Regions from separate parts of the Mus musculus genome. Here region 2 is linked to region 1. Evidence: chromatin loops called from intact Hi-C (ENCODE). Cell type or tissue: left cerebral cortex. All regions are shown on one strand.

Region 1 (8,000 bases):
TCACACTGTAAACTCCAAGATTATGCTGTTTACTAGGAAAAACTGTTACTAGTTATGGTGTGGCTCAGCCTTAGTACACACCTTTAGTCCCAAACAATGAAGGTAAAGTCATTTGGTAAACGGGAGCACCCACATTTGGAAGGTACTAACTGAAAGGCAGACAAAGAAATGAATCAAAGAAAGATTTGACAGAATAGGATATGCCCAACTCTTACAAGAAGGGAGGAAAAGGATGTTACTTGAGAGAGTAGTGGAGAGTTGGGCGTGGTAGCACACCACGTGTGCCACTGCGCCCTTAATCCCAGCACTCAGGAGGCAGAGGCAGGCGAATTTCTGAGTTCGAGGCCAGCCTGGTCTACAGAGTTCTAGGACAGCCAGGGCTATACAGAGAAACAGTCTCAAAAAGAGAGAGAGAGAGGGAGAGGGAGAGAGAGAGAGAGTGCGCGCAGTGGAGAGAGAGGCAGGGGGAGGAAGATAGGAGAAGAGGCAGTTTTTACTGGGACAGTGGTAGAGACAAGTTGCAGAGAGAACAAGCTAGACAGGTGAAGACAGAACAAGCCAGAGAAGGAGAAGGAGACAGAAGATTAGACTATATTGCCAGAGTTAGTACGAGGCCAAGCAGAGCAATCCAGCCAGAGACCAAGACAGAAGCCAGATTGGATCAGTCAGCTTGAAGAGGAGTTTGAAGCAGAACAGCTGCGTGAAGCAGCCAGTCAGAGGTAAGAAAAGAACTAGAAAAGGGGCTGAGGGGAGAGCTTTTTTGGCAGCAAGTCTTAGAGGCTGAGAATATTCTAGACCTAGATAAGATTGTCCTCGGCTAGAAGCTTCCAGGACTAGGCTAACAGATGGAGGCAGTAAGCCTGCAGAGATGGCAATTACATCAGGTGAATAAAGGGTACTTTTACAGGTTTTCTCTGTGTAGTCCTGGCTTTCCCGGAACTCACTCTGCAGTTCTGAACTCATAAAGATCTGCCTGCTTCTGCCTCCCAAGTGCTGGAATTAAAGATGTGGGCCAACATGCCCAGGAAGGCTAATTTTTGAAAGATTAAGTATCCTTGCATTTCTTAGATCCCACTACTCACCATGAGTCCCACAGCCCCTGCCTTTCCAGTCCTCAAGAACATGATTGCTGAAATTCTCTCCACTTTTCTGTCATAAACTCTTTGCTCTCTACTTGACTTCCCATTAACATGCTATTTCTTACTATATTTCCCATTATTTCTCTAAAAGCCACTTATGTCCAATTCTTTCTCTCTTATTCTTCCCTACATTTTTTTGTTTTTTTTTCAATTTTTTATTAGCCTACATTTATTTTTATATTTTTTTGAAACAGGGTCTTGCATAGTTGGTCCGGAGATCACTATAATTAAGGCCTGTCTGGAATTTTTTTTTTTGTTAAAGATTTTATTTATTTATTATATGTAAATACACTGTAGCTGTCTTCAGACACTCCAGAAGAGGGCATCAGATTTCATTATGGATAGTTGTGAGCCACCATGTGGTTGCTGGGATTTGAACTCCGGAACTTCAGAAGAACAGTCGGTGCTCTTAACCACTGAGCCATCTCTCCAGCCCCGTCTTGAATTCTTGATCCTCCTGCCTCTGCATTCCCAGTGCTGAGTATTTCAGGTTTGACACTGCATCTGGCCCCTAAACTTTTGTTTAAACTTCTCCTCTACTTTTGTTTTCCAGGGTCTGATCATTTATCTGGTAGAATTAGAGATTGTTGGGTGAGCTGAGACTTAGAAGCAGGCCCTCTCAGGGAGGAGAGTCTATGTCTCTTGGCAATCTGTTCCCGGCATCTTTGACTTCCTTCATTCTCTTGACCAGAAGTTTAGCTTCCTCTGCAGCTTCCTCCTGCTCCTCTTGGTGTGCTGCTGTGCCAGAGCAACACACTGGTGTGTGTGTTGTAGGACACATGGAGTATCAAGGCACTGCATCTCAGGTACCCTGGTTGGTCCTGGGCATTTTACCTTCTTTGTTTAAGAGCTTTCAAGCCATATACTGGCAGACATCTTTGGAGACTGAAAGTTTTTAGATTCTCTTGTGGGCTGCAAGCTCAGAGGCCCAGGAGTATCTCTCAAGTCCAGGAATATCCTGCTCACTCCACCCCCACTTTTTTTTTAATACAGTAACTAAGTTGAGAACATTCAGATTGGTATCTACAATGCAACCATAAAAAGACTTGCCCTTCCTTTCTCCAGTTCTCCTTGGTCTGTAACAACACCCCTTAAACCCAGATATAGCTGTCTCTTATGAGGCTAGGCCAGTGCCTGGCAAATACAGAAGTGGATGCTCACAGTCATCTATTGGATGGAACACAGGGCCCCCAATGGAGGAGCTAGAGAAAGTACCCAAGGCGCTGAAGGGGTCTGCAACCCTATAGGTGGAACAATATGAACTAACCAGTAGCCCCAGAGCTTGTGTCTCTAGCTGCATATGTAGCAGAATATGGCCTAGTCAGCCATCATTGGGAAGAGAGGCCCCTTGGTCTTGCAAACTTTATATGCCCCAGTACAGGGGAATGCCAGGGCCAAGAAGTGGGAGTGAGCGGGTAAGGGAGCAGGGCGGTGGCGGGGGTGGGTATAGGGGACTTTCAGGAAAGCATTTGAAATGTAAATGAAGAAAATATCTAATAAAAAATTTTTTTAAAAAACACCCCTTATTCAACAGCAGAAACACTCTGCCATGGGTCAAGACACCTTGCTTCATGGAAGAACCCTGTCTGTTGTTGCCATCACTGATTCGGACCTCATGACCCTTCCTTCCACTCTTCACTCAGAACATCAACAGTCACATCTGTGGTCATGGGCATCTCACAGCAAGTATGAGGTTCTCCATCATCCACTTCAACAAGTCTCTGACGACAAGAGGCTAGGAAAGAGGTGTTTGGCTTCATCTTGACACAGTCAATTGCCAAGGAGATACGACCAAAAAGAGCCCCATGACCTTTAAAATCTAGGATTTTATTCTTAACACTCTATTTTTGTCAGCTTCATCAATGATGTCCACTCTGGTAACCCACTGTCAAAATCTTCCGAGAGCTCACATCCTCTCTTCTTACCCAGGGCTCAGGCAACTGATACTCATAATATTTATTTGGAAGAAGATGGCAAAATAATGTATAGGAGAATCTGTAATTTTTCTCAGATCCTTAAAAAATCTTAGGAATTAACAAATGCAGGTCAGGTGTGGTGGTGCACAACTTTAGTTCCAGTACCTGAGAGGCAGAGGCCAGCCTGGTCTACGGGTGAGTTCCAGGACAGCCAGAGCTACACAGAGAAACCCTGTCTCAAAAAAACAAGCAAACAAACAAAACCAGCAAATGCAAATCAGACTTGTTGACACATCTGTCAATCCAATATGGAGGAGAAGTGGATGGGGAGTTCAAACTCGTCCTTTGATAGAGTCTGAGACAGACCAGAGTCTGAGGCCAGCCTAGGTTATATGAGACCCCATTTCAAAAGGAAGAAAAGAAAACAAAGCCACCATGACAATTATAAAATCTGTGGGGGTTTTTAGTATGGGATTATTTTTTTATTTCCTGTTTTGACACATCAAAACTATGAACACCACCCACAACATTTTATAACATAAAATGCAAATATTAATGCTTTGAATAGAGAATTTATATCCATACATGCTATAAGATCAGTATTGATAAATGTAATAAACAAGGCCAATAAATAAAGTTGAAATAGAAGTTGTAGCTTATCTTAACTAAAATGTAAAGGCAAAATAAATTACTTATTCTCAAAATTTACTGTGTATGAAGCTAAACTGTGTGTGAGTACTTTTGAGGGAGCAGATGGCTCAGTTAGATTCCACCACACATCCCCATCAAGCATGCAGGCCTGAGGTTAATCCCAGCTCCCAAGGCTGGAGAAGCGGAGGAGGAGGATCCTGATTCTCTGGCCAGCAAGCCGCGCCTATCACCTAGCTCCAGATCCCAATGAGATACTATCTCAAAAACCACGGTGGAGGGCTGGGCTCAGTGGGTAAAGTGCTTGCTGTATAAGCCTCGGAACAGGATTCTGGATTCCCAGCACTCACATCAATGCCGGGCTATCTTGGTAGTTCTCCTGTGCTCAGGGAGATAGGGCTGCCCACAACAAGCCAGGTAGTTAAACTGACTGAATCTATGTAAAATGGAGAGAGACTGAACACACTTGATTTCAACTTCAGTCACCAAACATAAGCACCCATATACTTGAACAACAGCTCCCCCCACCCAGGCACATGCGTGCACACATTCGCACAAACACTCAGAGTGTAGACAGCTCTCAAGGAACCAAACCACACTTAAAGCTGTCCTTTGGCCTCTATACACACAAGTGCCCTCACTCCCATATACACAAAAGAAATAAAACATTTGCCTAGCAAGTCCAAGACACCATGTTATATCCTGAGGTTAGCTACCCAGGCTACCTATATGCATTGGTTTTTCAAGACAAGTGTTTTACTGCATAACAGCCTTGGCTGTCCTGGAACTCATGCTGTGGACCAGACTGACATCAAAAGAGATCCACCTTGTCTCTGCCTCCCAAGTGCTGGGATTAAATGAGCTCAAAACCATGCCCAGTTTACAATAATTTTTTGAATTAAAAAAAAAAAAAGTTACTGGGACACTCAATACTTAGCTTAGCAAAAATATCCAGTTGAAGGACTGAGTTAGATTCTGTCAGAAAGAGCTATGTGTTTTTTACTGTGATAAAGTAGACATAATATAAAAAGGACTGTATTCTGAGAACATAGCAAGTGTGACTCACTCCTAAGTTCTGAAAAGTTATTTCAGAGAAGACTGCTCAATTCTGTGTTCTTACCTGGTCACAACTTGATGTGTGTAAGCCCTATTGGGGCTCCCAAATGATTTGGCCAGGCCAAAATCTGCCAGTTTCAGAACTCCATTCTCATCTAACAACAAGTTGTTTGGTTTCAGATCCTGTATCGAGCAGTTATCAATACAAACAAAATGAAGCAGGATTAGAGGAAAACAACACATGGATACACTTAGTTAGGTTGCTTTACTTACTTAGTTAGGTAATCAAGACAGCGTAGCCCAGTCTGGCTTTGAACTCACTGTCATCAAAAAGATGACCTTGACCTTCTGATGCTTCTGCCTCTACGCTAGAGTGCTGGGACTAAGGGTTTACCAAATGTGGGGTTGAGGACTGAACCCCAGGGCTTCATATACGTTGGGCATCCACTTTACCAACTGAGCTATGGCCCAGCACCAGTTAACTTTAAAACTCAGAGAACAAAGCTGGGTGTAATGCACGCCTTTAATCCCAGCACTTGGGAGGCAGAGCCAGCCTGGTCTACAGATTGAGTTCTGTCTTAAAAACCAAAGGGTAGTAGGGGACCTTAGACAATGAGAGATCAAAATGGATGACGGCATGCACCAGTAGTCTCATAAGCACAGAGCCAGCCTAGGTTACAGGGGAGGTGCTATAGTCAAAACAAAACCACCGTCGGACTGGCAAGGTGGCTCATCAGTTAGAGCCATTTGCAGTAAATGTAATGACCTTAATTTGATTCATAAACCCCTCAAAGTGGCAGAAGAGAAGTGACTCCTGGGAGTTTTCATCTGACTGCCACAATGTACTGTGGCACACACCCAACTAGTCATGCACCTGGACTCACACTAACAGACACATGCACTTAAAATACGTAAAACAAAACTCCAACTGACCACTGACAAAAAGTTTAATCAAACTTAAGCAGCAACATTAAAAGTCAGATGTGGTAAAAATGCCCACAACTTTCTGGCCTTCAGGAGTTAAAGCAGAAAACCATGAATTTGAAGCCAACTGGGCCGCAAGGCAAATTCCTGGCCTTCCTGGAATACAAAGCAAGACTCTCACAGATAGATGGATCATTCCTTAGAATCTTACCCTGTGTAGAATCCAATGCTGATGTAAATATTCTAAGCCCTGAAGAGTCATCAACATGTAGGCTTTAATGTGGGATGGTGTCAGCACAAGGCTGTTATCCTTTATAATAACCTATAAAATAGACAGGCAATATGCAGCTATGTTTCATTATTCCAAATGAGCTCTAGCAAAGAACTTACTGATTTAAAATTAATATATTCATGTCAAGAATTTCTATGGTATAATATCCAACTCTCCTTTAAAAAGTGTTGTATGAGTTGGGCGTGGTGGCGCATGCCTTTAATCCCAGCACTTGGGAGGCAGAGGCAGGTGGATCTCTGAGTTCAATGCCAGCCTGGTCTACAGAGTGAGTTCCAGGACAGCGAAGGCTACACAGAGAAACCCTGTCTTGAAAAACCCCCCCCAAAAAAAAAAAAAAAAAAAAAAAAAAAAAAAGGTGTTGTATGAATTTCCAGAATTAAGTGGTTAAAAAAAGAATATCATTAGTTTGGGTGGTAAGCAATGCTGTGCACCCTACAACTCTGGCTTAGAAGTATCAAGTATCTGTGGGTTTCCTTGCTCCTCCTAGCAAGTGCACGCCTTGGGAACTACTTCATCCCAGCCCGGCTCACATGGTAAGGAAGACTGGCCTGAGCTCTACCTCAGCCCCACAGTATAACCTCTTGGCAGGAGAGAGGCTGCTTAAGAACAGACACACAGCCGGGCGGGGTGGGAGGCAGAGACACGCAGATTTCTGAGTTCAAGGCCAGTCTGGTCTACAGAGTGAGTTCCAAGCAATTGTGGTAGAATTAAAGGAGACCAAGCATTTCCTTACAGGGGTAATTATGTCTTGAAATGGCCTGGGAAAGAGTGAAAATGTAGGCCATGACGGAAGGCAACAGAGGGAAAGAGGACTGAATCCGATGAGATGACCTGGAAGCTCTGCCAGTCAGTTTGTTATTAGACTTATTGGTTCCTTTTTATTCCTGGGTAGCACTTTCTTGTGTAAGTGACTATATACATCCTCTAGATAAAACACATTTTAGCTGTTTCTAGTTTTAGTGAACACCCATACACCAAGTGTTTTCTCTTGGATATGTAACATACAGTGGTTGCTAGAGCACATAACTGTTACTAATGACTGTAGTATTACTGGTGTTATTACACACACTATAGTACTGGTGAATTAGAGCTACTGATGCGGGGACCAGTAACATTGTTACTGGTCTATATCTAGTGCATTCCTTTGCTTGATGCTGTCATAAAATTCCCTTTACCTTTGATCTGAGAGTAAATATGTCTTTAATTTTTAACAAACTGTACTGCTTTCTAGAGGGACTATAGAATTTGGACTCAAACCAGCAATGTATAAGAATTTTAGTTTTAAATCCTTGGACTATTAGTGTTTTGGAGATTTAATTAATAAAAAGCCTGCAACTTTTATAAAGAAACTTGATTTTCTAAAAGAAGACATTAACCTTTGATAATATGAGGATAAATGTAAAATTGTCAAGTCTAATGTGCAAAAAAAAAAGTCAGTAAGTAAAAGAGAACTTGGTAAAATGCCAATAAAATCTTAATCTCTGTACATAATACTAGAAGTACAATTAAATATAAAGAAATTAGAGATCTTTTGACTTCTGCAGAATTAAGCAATTTTTTTTGTGCATCAGTATTTTCTTAAAGCAGAATAAACATGCGGGTTTCTCTTTCACCTAGAGAAGAATAAGTCTCCAGGAATCCTATCTTACCTCGAGGTCAGTTTCCATAAAATCAAAGACAAGGCTAATGTTAGACTTATGTCCAAATGCATCAAGGAGCTGCAAAGGGGGAAAAAAAAATCAAGTTAAATTGTTATTTTTTATTTAATAATATTGGAATTTATTGTTGGTGAATAATTTTTAAAAATTATGTTTTCTTTTCCCACACATGCTACTGGTAAATCCAGGGCCTTCAGCATGCTAGGCAAGTGTTCTACCACTAAGATACATCCACCAGTGCTTGGATTTTTGAGATCACGCACGTTATGTCACGTCAACCTAAAACTTGCTATGAAGTCCAGGCTGGCCTTTAACTTACTCCTCCTGCCTCTGCCTCCACCTCTCATGTGGTTATAAATAAATAATA
Region 2 (8,000 bases), 110 kb after region 1:
TTGCTCAGGCCTAACACATCAAGACATGTCTTAAAAGAAACCAAACAATGCCCAGAAGGAAATATGATAACTATGTAACATTTTAAAGGTTAAATAATCACATATTTAACATTAAATAGAAACGCCAAGACTATCTGCCTAACCACATTCCACTATGTATCATTTGTTGCTAGGTTTTTTTGAGACAGTCTGACTATGTAGCTTTGTATACTCAGAGACCCCTCAGTCTCTACTTTCTGAGTGCTGGAATTAAAGACATACACCACCATGCCTGGCTGTTTGCTCAAATCTTTTTCCAATGCAGTATAATTTTCCATTTTTTTCACTAGTTTTCTAGCCGTAATTAATGATTTAGTCTTTTAAAAATCTTGTTCATGAGGACTTTATTTTTGATGCCAGGTTTCACCATGGAGCTCAGGCCAGCCTAGAACTCATATTGATCTTTCTGTTTCTGACTAGACGCACTATGTGAGTACATGTGTATACCACCATGTTTTCTATGAGCAATTTTTATGCTATAATCATTTGAAAATAGAGAAAAAAGACCTTCAATGGAGTTAGAAAGATAATTATATTTTAAAGATGTTCTTGGTGTCGAAAACAGAAGTCCTTAACTTGCCACTCTGATAATAATGAGGAACCTTTCTGGCATGAAGCCACCTAAAGGGTACTGCATACTCACATGAGATATAATTAAAAACCCTTACATGTATAAATTAATTTATTCCTCACAGATACATGATATAGCTATGTAATACAGATAGAGAACAATATTATTACCTCCACTTTACAAGTGAGCAAAACTGAGGCAAGAAAGATAAAATACATCCCTTTAAAATTTGCCACCCTTTTCTACATTTGAAAATATTCTATTTACATTGAAAATTTATAGTTCACTTGTGAGCCTCAACTCTGAAAGCAAGGCTTGCCCACCCGCGTGAGTTCCCGCATCAGCACTGTGTACACGGGAACGCTAGTGTAAGCCTGCAAGAGCAGCACTGGGGACACAGAGGCCGGGTCATCAGGCCTGAAAGGCCAGTTGTGGCTGCCTAACAAGGTCCAGCCCAGAATGGGCTACAGGAGGTTCCGCCTCAAACCAGACCAGACCAGACCAAATCAACCAACCAAAACAACAACAACAAAGCCTCAAAAAAACAAAAGTCCCAAAAGAAAACAGGAAACAGTCTAGAAGTTTTCAAAACAGGGCACTTTACTCTGGCCCACTGAGAGGAAAGCTGTAGGAGCAAGTGACTCGCCCACATCTCACCTGATGCTTTGTAATAGGTTTCCCAGAAGAAAACGGTTTTTGAAACAAAACCATAAAAAATGCAGTCCTGTAAACATTAAGAGAGTAACATATTAACATTAGTTACAAGGTGCAGTTTTAATAAATACACCAGAACACCCTGTCCTTTAGAGCAGAGCTTTTCAAACTCTACCTGTGGCCCCTTTCCAGCTGATGTATTTTATGCTATTGTGATATATAGATACGTAAAATATATGTACAGATCAAACATTTACTGCTGACAAATCAAATTTATCTTTAAAATATATCTTAGTCTTTGGTGTAAATGATTTTACTATTTATTAAAGATAAAAGCAAATTTTTACACTAATGAGATGGATGTGTTTACACACATTAGATACACTAATCTGATACAAAAATGTTGAAGAATGATACCAGAAAAATATTAAATCCTTGCTATAATTAAACCATTATGATTCTGTAAGGGCAGAAAATTTTTTATATAATACAAAAACACTAATTCAAAACACAAGAGTATTGCTGGTCAGTGTGGCACATGCCTTTAATCGTAGCATCCCTGAGGCAGAGGCAGGTGGATCTCAGTGAGTTAGAGGCTAGCCTGGTCTACAGAGCAAGCTCCATGTCAGCCAAAGCTACAGAGACCCTGCGTCAGGAAATAAAACAGCAACAGAAGAACTGTAGCAGAGACTGTCCTTAGCGACGAGGCTTTCATGGCAGAACTCAGGACTTCCTGATAACTGTCTTCACAACTAGTTCATAAACCACAAAGTAGTAATGGGTATGAACATTGCATCTCATGACTGATCCTGGACTTATGAGTCTCGGCCTCCTAAGTGGTGGGATTACTGGCATGGGCCACTATGATTAGTTTCAATACTTTTAATACCTGAAAATAGCAAAGAAAATAATTCATCTTCTCTTAAGCTCGATAGTAATAAATCTTGAGCCAATAAAACAGTAACAGGCCTTCATCTTTTTACTGTCAGTTAAATACAAATGCTTAACTTTTCTAATCAAGAACCTCTTTCCTAACCTGGCAAACTACAGCCTTAAGAGTATTAGCACAGAGTGGGTTACTATTCATCTCAAGGACTATAAGCCTCTACTGAGGAAGAAAATGGCACACAAACTGTACAGTTTACAGAACATGAGGGCCCCGTACTCTGACGAGGTTATGTAGGGGGCACAGCCCAGCATGATCTAACTTGGAAACAAGAAATGTTTGTACTAGCCGAGGGTGGTGCACACCTTTAATCCCAGCACTTGGGAGGCAGAGGCAGGTGGATTTCTGAGTTCAAGGGCAGCCTGGTCTACCCCAGGACAGCCAGGGATACACAGAGAAACCCTGTCTCGAAAAACCAAAAAAAAAAAAAAGAAAGGAAGAAAGAAAGAAAGAAAGAAAGAAAGAAAGAAATGTCTGTACTAAGTCAAGCTTAGGTAATATTTTAATAATTGCCTCATGACTGAGCTACATCAGAAGATAGTCTACGACTCCACAGGGAGTATATACTTTTTAAAGATTTACTTTATTTTTAGTTATGTGTATGTGTGTGTCTACATATGTGGATCCATGCCCACAGAGGCCAGAAGAATTTCAACTCTGGAGCTGGCATTATAGGCAGGTATGAACCACACAGATAGATACTGGGAACTGAGGCTGGGACCCCTGCAAGTGCAGTCAGTGCTCTTAACTGCTGAGCCATCTCTCCAGCCTGTCAAAATCACTTTTATGAAAATACAACATCTCCATTTTTTTTTTTACATCTGTCCTCAGAAGTGTGAGGGAACCCTCATCTTCTATGAAATTAAATGATACAAGACATTACAAAAGACTGATTGCTAGCACAGATAGGAACCACACAGTCTATTAAGCAAGGCATTAAAAGAGCTTTGCAAGAATCTTAGCAATACAAACTGAACTAAAAGCCTGTTTGGCAAGTCATTAGAATTCAACTAACTTCTTTTACTTTATTTTTGGGACAGAGCCTCACTGTGTAACTGGGGCTGGCCTCCAATTAATTCATGATCCTCATGACTAAAGTTCCCACGTGCTGGGATTATGGGCTACTACACTCAGCTGAAATAACTTTTTCTACAGGTCTCTATACTTCTACTCTTGTACAAGCTTCTATTTATAGAAAAAAAATTCAGTTAGCTGTCAGAAGAAATAAACTTCACAGAACATATAAGTAAGATTTCTTAAAAATAGTCAAAAGAGGATTTTCAGAGAAATAAAAAACATTAAGAGCCAGGCATGGTGGTGCACACCTTTAATCCCAGCACTTGGGAGGGAGAGGCAGGTGAATTTCTGAGTTTGAGGCCAGCCTGGTCTACAGAGTAAGTTCCAGGACAGCCAGGGCTACAAAGAGAAACCCTGTCTCGAAAAACAAAACAAAACAAACAAACAAACAAACAAACAAAAACCATTAAGGCCCTCTCCATACTCACCCAAGTTTTAATATAAAAATAAATTGAACAATGTGAACAGCTTTTAGGAGATCATATGATTCAAAAAGTCCCACAGCCTTCAAACATTTGGTTAAACACAGCAATAAAATGTATCTTGTTAATCTGAAAAATAAGAACAGGAACAATTTTTAATATAATTGAAATCACTAGGATCACTGTAATCTTATTTTCCTCTCATAATACCCATAATAAAAACTACAGAAATACACATGAACACATAGAAAACAATAAAAACCCTCTCCAAACAACCCACCATCCACATGTTAACTACTGCTAAAACTTTGGGTCCTATACTCCTGGTTTATTTTCAACGTATATTAATGTCTAAGGTAGGCCTGGTGGCATATGCCTGTAATCCCAGTTACTTGGGAAGCTGAGCAGAAAGATTTGCTTTCTTTTTGCCAGACTTCCCTTGGTCTCATGGCCCTTTGTAGCATCCAACATGCACTAAGTGAGCATGGAATATTCAACCCAGGCCTGGGTAGCTTCAGGCACAGCCTCACCTCTTTCTCCTGACAGGGAAAGGAGTGCCTTGAGCTAGTCTACCTTATCTCTGCCTTAAAGGAAAACCTTTTATTACCATCCCCCTTTTTGAGATAGGATCTTACTATGTAGTACAGACCAATCTCAAACTCATGACCATCTTATCTAACTTACCTAAAATTTACATTTTTATTTATATTTTTAGTCAAACCCCAAATACATTAAAAAGTAATTTAAAAATTTTTAGCTAAAGATGCTGTATCCATTTAATAAGTCTAACTATAAAAGTTAATATAGAATAAACAATAGCAGGGAAGAACCATAAGGAATTCATCTGTGGGGTGGGGGTGGGGCACTGTGGGCAATCCGGTTTCTTTTATGCGGGAGAATCCCTATCTATCCAAGCCTCTCCAGTTCCATGATTCTGTGTAATAACCAAGACACACGCAAGGCCCTGTCCTCAAGGAGTTCCAGGTCTTCAGGAAAGAACAGGCAAGCAGACCGGCTACGCTTCCCAAGTAAGCTGACAGACACCTCTAAAATACGAGCATTGGGCAGGAGACCTTGAAGATCCTACTGCATTTAGTTTAGTTCAATTTAGCCAATTTAGTTTAGCCTAATTTAGCAGTAGATTGCTTATGATTAAAATCAAGGAAAAGTCAAACTGCATGTAAATACTTGTTTTACAAAGAATATAGACTTCTATATAACGTATTAAAAATAAAAAAACTAGGTCTTGAATGAGAGATATGAAGCTATTCATGTAAAATGCTCATGATATATTAGTATTAATAAGCCAACTTTATTTTCATACACACATATGTGCATAGCACCCCAAAGGTCATAACGTTAATTCCTGAGTAGCTGATTATTGGAAAGGTTTTAAAAAAATCACTTCTAGCTCTCTCCTCACAGGTAAACAATTTACAAACCTTTTCCTATGTTTGTCAACAAATATTTTCTCCACATTTACAATCATGCACATAACTCAAGAGCTTTCTGCTTATAATTATCAAATTAGAAAAATTACTTCAACTTTTAAATATAGTATTCTTTGATTTAAAAAATTCCTTTATTACATATATTATTATTATTACTATTATTTGTGTGTGTGTGCATGTGTGCTCGCATAAGAGCATATGAAGTCAGAAACTCACAGAGTTGGCTCTCTCCTCCCATACAGGTCCAAGGGGTCAAATTCAGGCCATCAGTCTTGGCGGTAAAGACCTGTACCTGCTGAACTGTCTTGCTAGTTCCTGGATTTTTTTTTTTGTTGTTGTTGTTTTGTTTTTGTTTTTTAAAGACAGGGCTTCTTTTTGTAGCTCTGGCCTGGAGCTCAGAGATCGCCTGCCTCTGCCTCCCAAGTGCTGGGATTAGCTGTGTGCCACCACATCCTCAAGCGTCTGCAGTCTTTGATTGTCAAAGTTCTAGTTACTACAACTTCCTGCTGGACATCTAGACAAGACTAGTTAAGGCTAAGTAACCATACACAGAAACACCGCAGTTCATATTAAGGGGGGAAATGACTGGTAGGTGAAGACAGGGATGGGAGACTTTCTTATACAGGTTACTGAGCCTCTGGGCAGAGCTGGGGCATTCAACCCAGCTCCCCAACTCAGGAACCACTGCTTGCTATTAAGTGACCAAATAAAAATATAACTGGTCTTCTATGTGGTTGGTTAGAAATTTCTTCAGGTCTCTAAACTCGCAATTATTAAATTTTGGATATGAGTTTATAGTTCCTTCTTGAAATGTGTCCACTGCTGCCACTCACAGTCTCTAGATATCAAGAGAGGAGGAGGGCATGGGGGCAGGTACGAGGGAGAATATGCCCAAACAATGTACACACATAAGCACTTGCTGCGTGTGTGAGCGTGAGCCCCTGGCACTCACGTAAGGCCAGGGTGTCAGTCACTGCACTACAGAGGCAGAGGGAAGCCTGAGGCTGCTAGGCCGCATCCAGGCCCAGAGAGGGCCTCTGCCTCAAGGAACAGGCCATACCAGCACATAATTCACACACATATACAGCAAAGCTGCTGACCAGGTACAGCGGCCTATGTTAGCACTTGCAAAGCTAAGGAAGGAGGTGGCCAGTTGTGGACACCATGGTATAATATCTTGTCTCAAAAATAATTTTGATGTATAATAATAATAATACTAGTTCAATTCAATGAATTCAAGCATTCATAGGTGTAAACAGAAGGCATGCATAGTAAATACACAGATTCTGAAACAACTCAGACTGCCAGGTCATTCATTAGTTGTGTGACCTTAGGCAACTCAGTTTCCTGCCCTATCAAACAAGGATACTACTACTTAGCTTGTAGTGTTCTTGGAAAGACTAAAGGGATCTATACACTAAGAGTCTTTGGGGCATAGGAGGTACTCAGCAAATGCTGGCAGCCCTGACCACTGGAATTTGTGCACTCAGGCATAAAAATAACCACACTGGAAGGATCTGATCATTTCGAATGTTGCAGTTAAGATCCAGTGCTCGAGCATACAGAAAACTCTGGAAACCTGAAATCCCTTGAAATTCAGCCAGCTCTGAGTCAAAATTTGAATTCTGTAATAACCTACGATAGAAGGGCAACTCTGCCAAGCAAATAATACAGGTAAGTTGGCAAAGGATGTTTACCACGTTTAAACTATTTATACTCTCACTCTCCCCCCCCCCCCATCCTTGAACTGTTTGAGAGTAAATGAAGTATATCACATTTTACCCTTGTATTTCCTAAAAATATGGCAACTCTGCTATGAAATCTGGAGTTATCAACAGGAAATTTAACAAAGATCTGATACTTTAATCTGTCTCCATAGTCCAATTTTGTGACCTGACCTAGTCTTGTCCCTTCTATTACTTCCCTTTATTACCAAACCATAGCACTAGCCCCTTCTGCATCTAGCTGTTTTATGGTCACTGGTTGACACGTGACATGCTATAAATGAATTGCTGAAAATAGACAGAAAACCAAATGCATTCTGCAAATCCCGCAGTTGGTTTAAATTCTACTCGGCATATGGGTTCCACCCCCACCCCCCCAGACAAAAGTTAGCTGGTATCGCTGTAACCACGGTCTAAGAACCTTTTCAAAAACAATCACGAAATCTCATCGTACATACTGCTAACCAGTTTGAACGAAATTGTTGGGCTTTATTTAACACCACCTCAGAACTTAGGACAGGACCTAAGGGCACAACTGGCTAGAGGCTTTAGGAAAAGGAAAATAATTTAGGCTGGAGGAAAAGTAAAGAATTTCCACGCTACGAATCCCCGTACGGCATGAGTTTTGGGGGAGAGGGGGAACGTACATTTCGTACTATTAGAATAAGCCCCCACCTCTCCCCACAAAACCACGGCAACGAAAACTCGATGACAGGGTTGCATTTTTGCTGTGCTGTATACCCAAGTTCATCGGCTTGTACTTTGGTTTCTTCGCCTGAGACGGTGACACCTTGCGCATATCCTCTGGGCGAGCCGTGGGACAGGCTACGGAGCCCTGCGTTACTTAAGTGGCAGGGAGGGACATTCAGATCCTCTCTCTCTAGGGACTGGAACCTGGCAGGCAGTGCGTCCCGAGCCCAGACTCCCGCCCGCTCGCCGATCTCAAGCCACGGACCGCAGAGGTAGCCCGCGGGGTCCGAGCAAGGCGGGAAGCTTGTCCGCACCGCCGGCGGCCGTGGAATCCCACCTTACCGGGCGCTGGGCACGTCCACCGGCCCGAGGCCACCGCCGGGCCCGGGCCGCGCGTCCCCGCCGTACTTCTCCTCCATGCAGGCT

Evidence for each region. Hi-C counts contacts between places; a loop is a spot of excess contacts. Peaks named below come from ENCODE experiments on the same cell type or tissue, not always from the same donor. Only the 100,000 strongest peaks of a DNase experiment are listed, where the experiment ranks them.
Region 2: it touches region 1 in a loop (2.1-fold over the local background); 2 of 42 quality-filtered maps call a loop at or near these places.

Annotation. Positions count from the first base shown.
Region 1 is chr13:100,711,678-100,719,677 of GRCm38, forward strand. Cdk7 (cyclin-dependent kinase 7) reads right to left here. Exons shown (of 12, transcript NM_009874.3): 5 at 7,625-7,693; 6 at 5,895-6,005; 7 at 4,824-4,942. Among named protein-coding and RNA genes, the nearest start is that of Cdk7, 15 kb to the right of the region's middle. In left cerebral cortex, no CTCF peak of the experiment used is centred here; no DNase peak of the experiment used is centred here.
Region 2 is chr13:100,825,185-100,833,184 of GRCm38, forward strand. Slc30a5 (solute carrier family 30 (zinc transporter), member 5) reads right to left here. Exons shown (of 16, transcript NM_022885.2): 1 at 7,917-8,000; 2 at 3,716-3,838; 3 at 1,268-1,334. The coding sequence starts at 7,993. Among named protein-coding and RNA genes, the nearest start is that of Slc30a5, 4.2 kb to the right of the region's middle. In left cerebral cortex, no CTCF peak of the experiment used is centred here; DNase peaks (open chromatin) are centred at 3,258, 7,244 and 7,809; H3K4me3 peaks cover 1,693 bases; H3K27ac peaks cover 619 bases.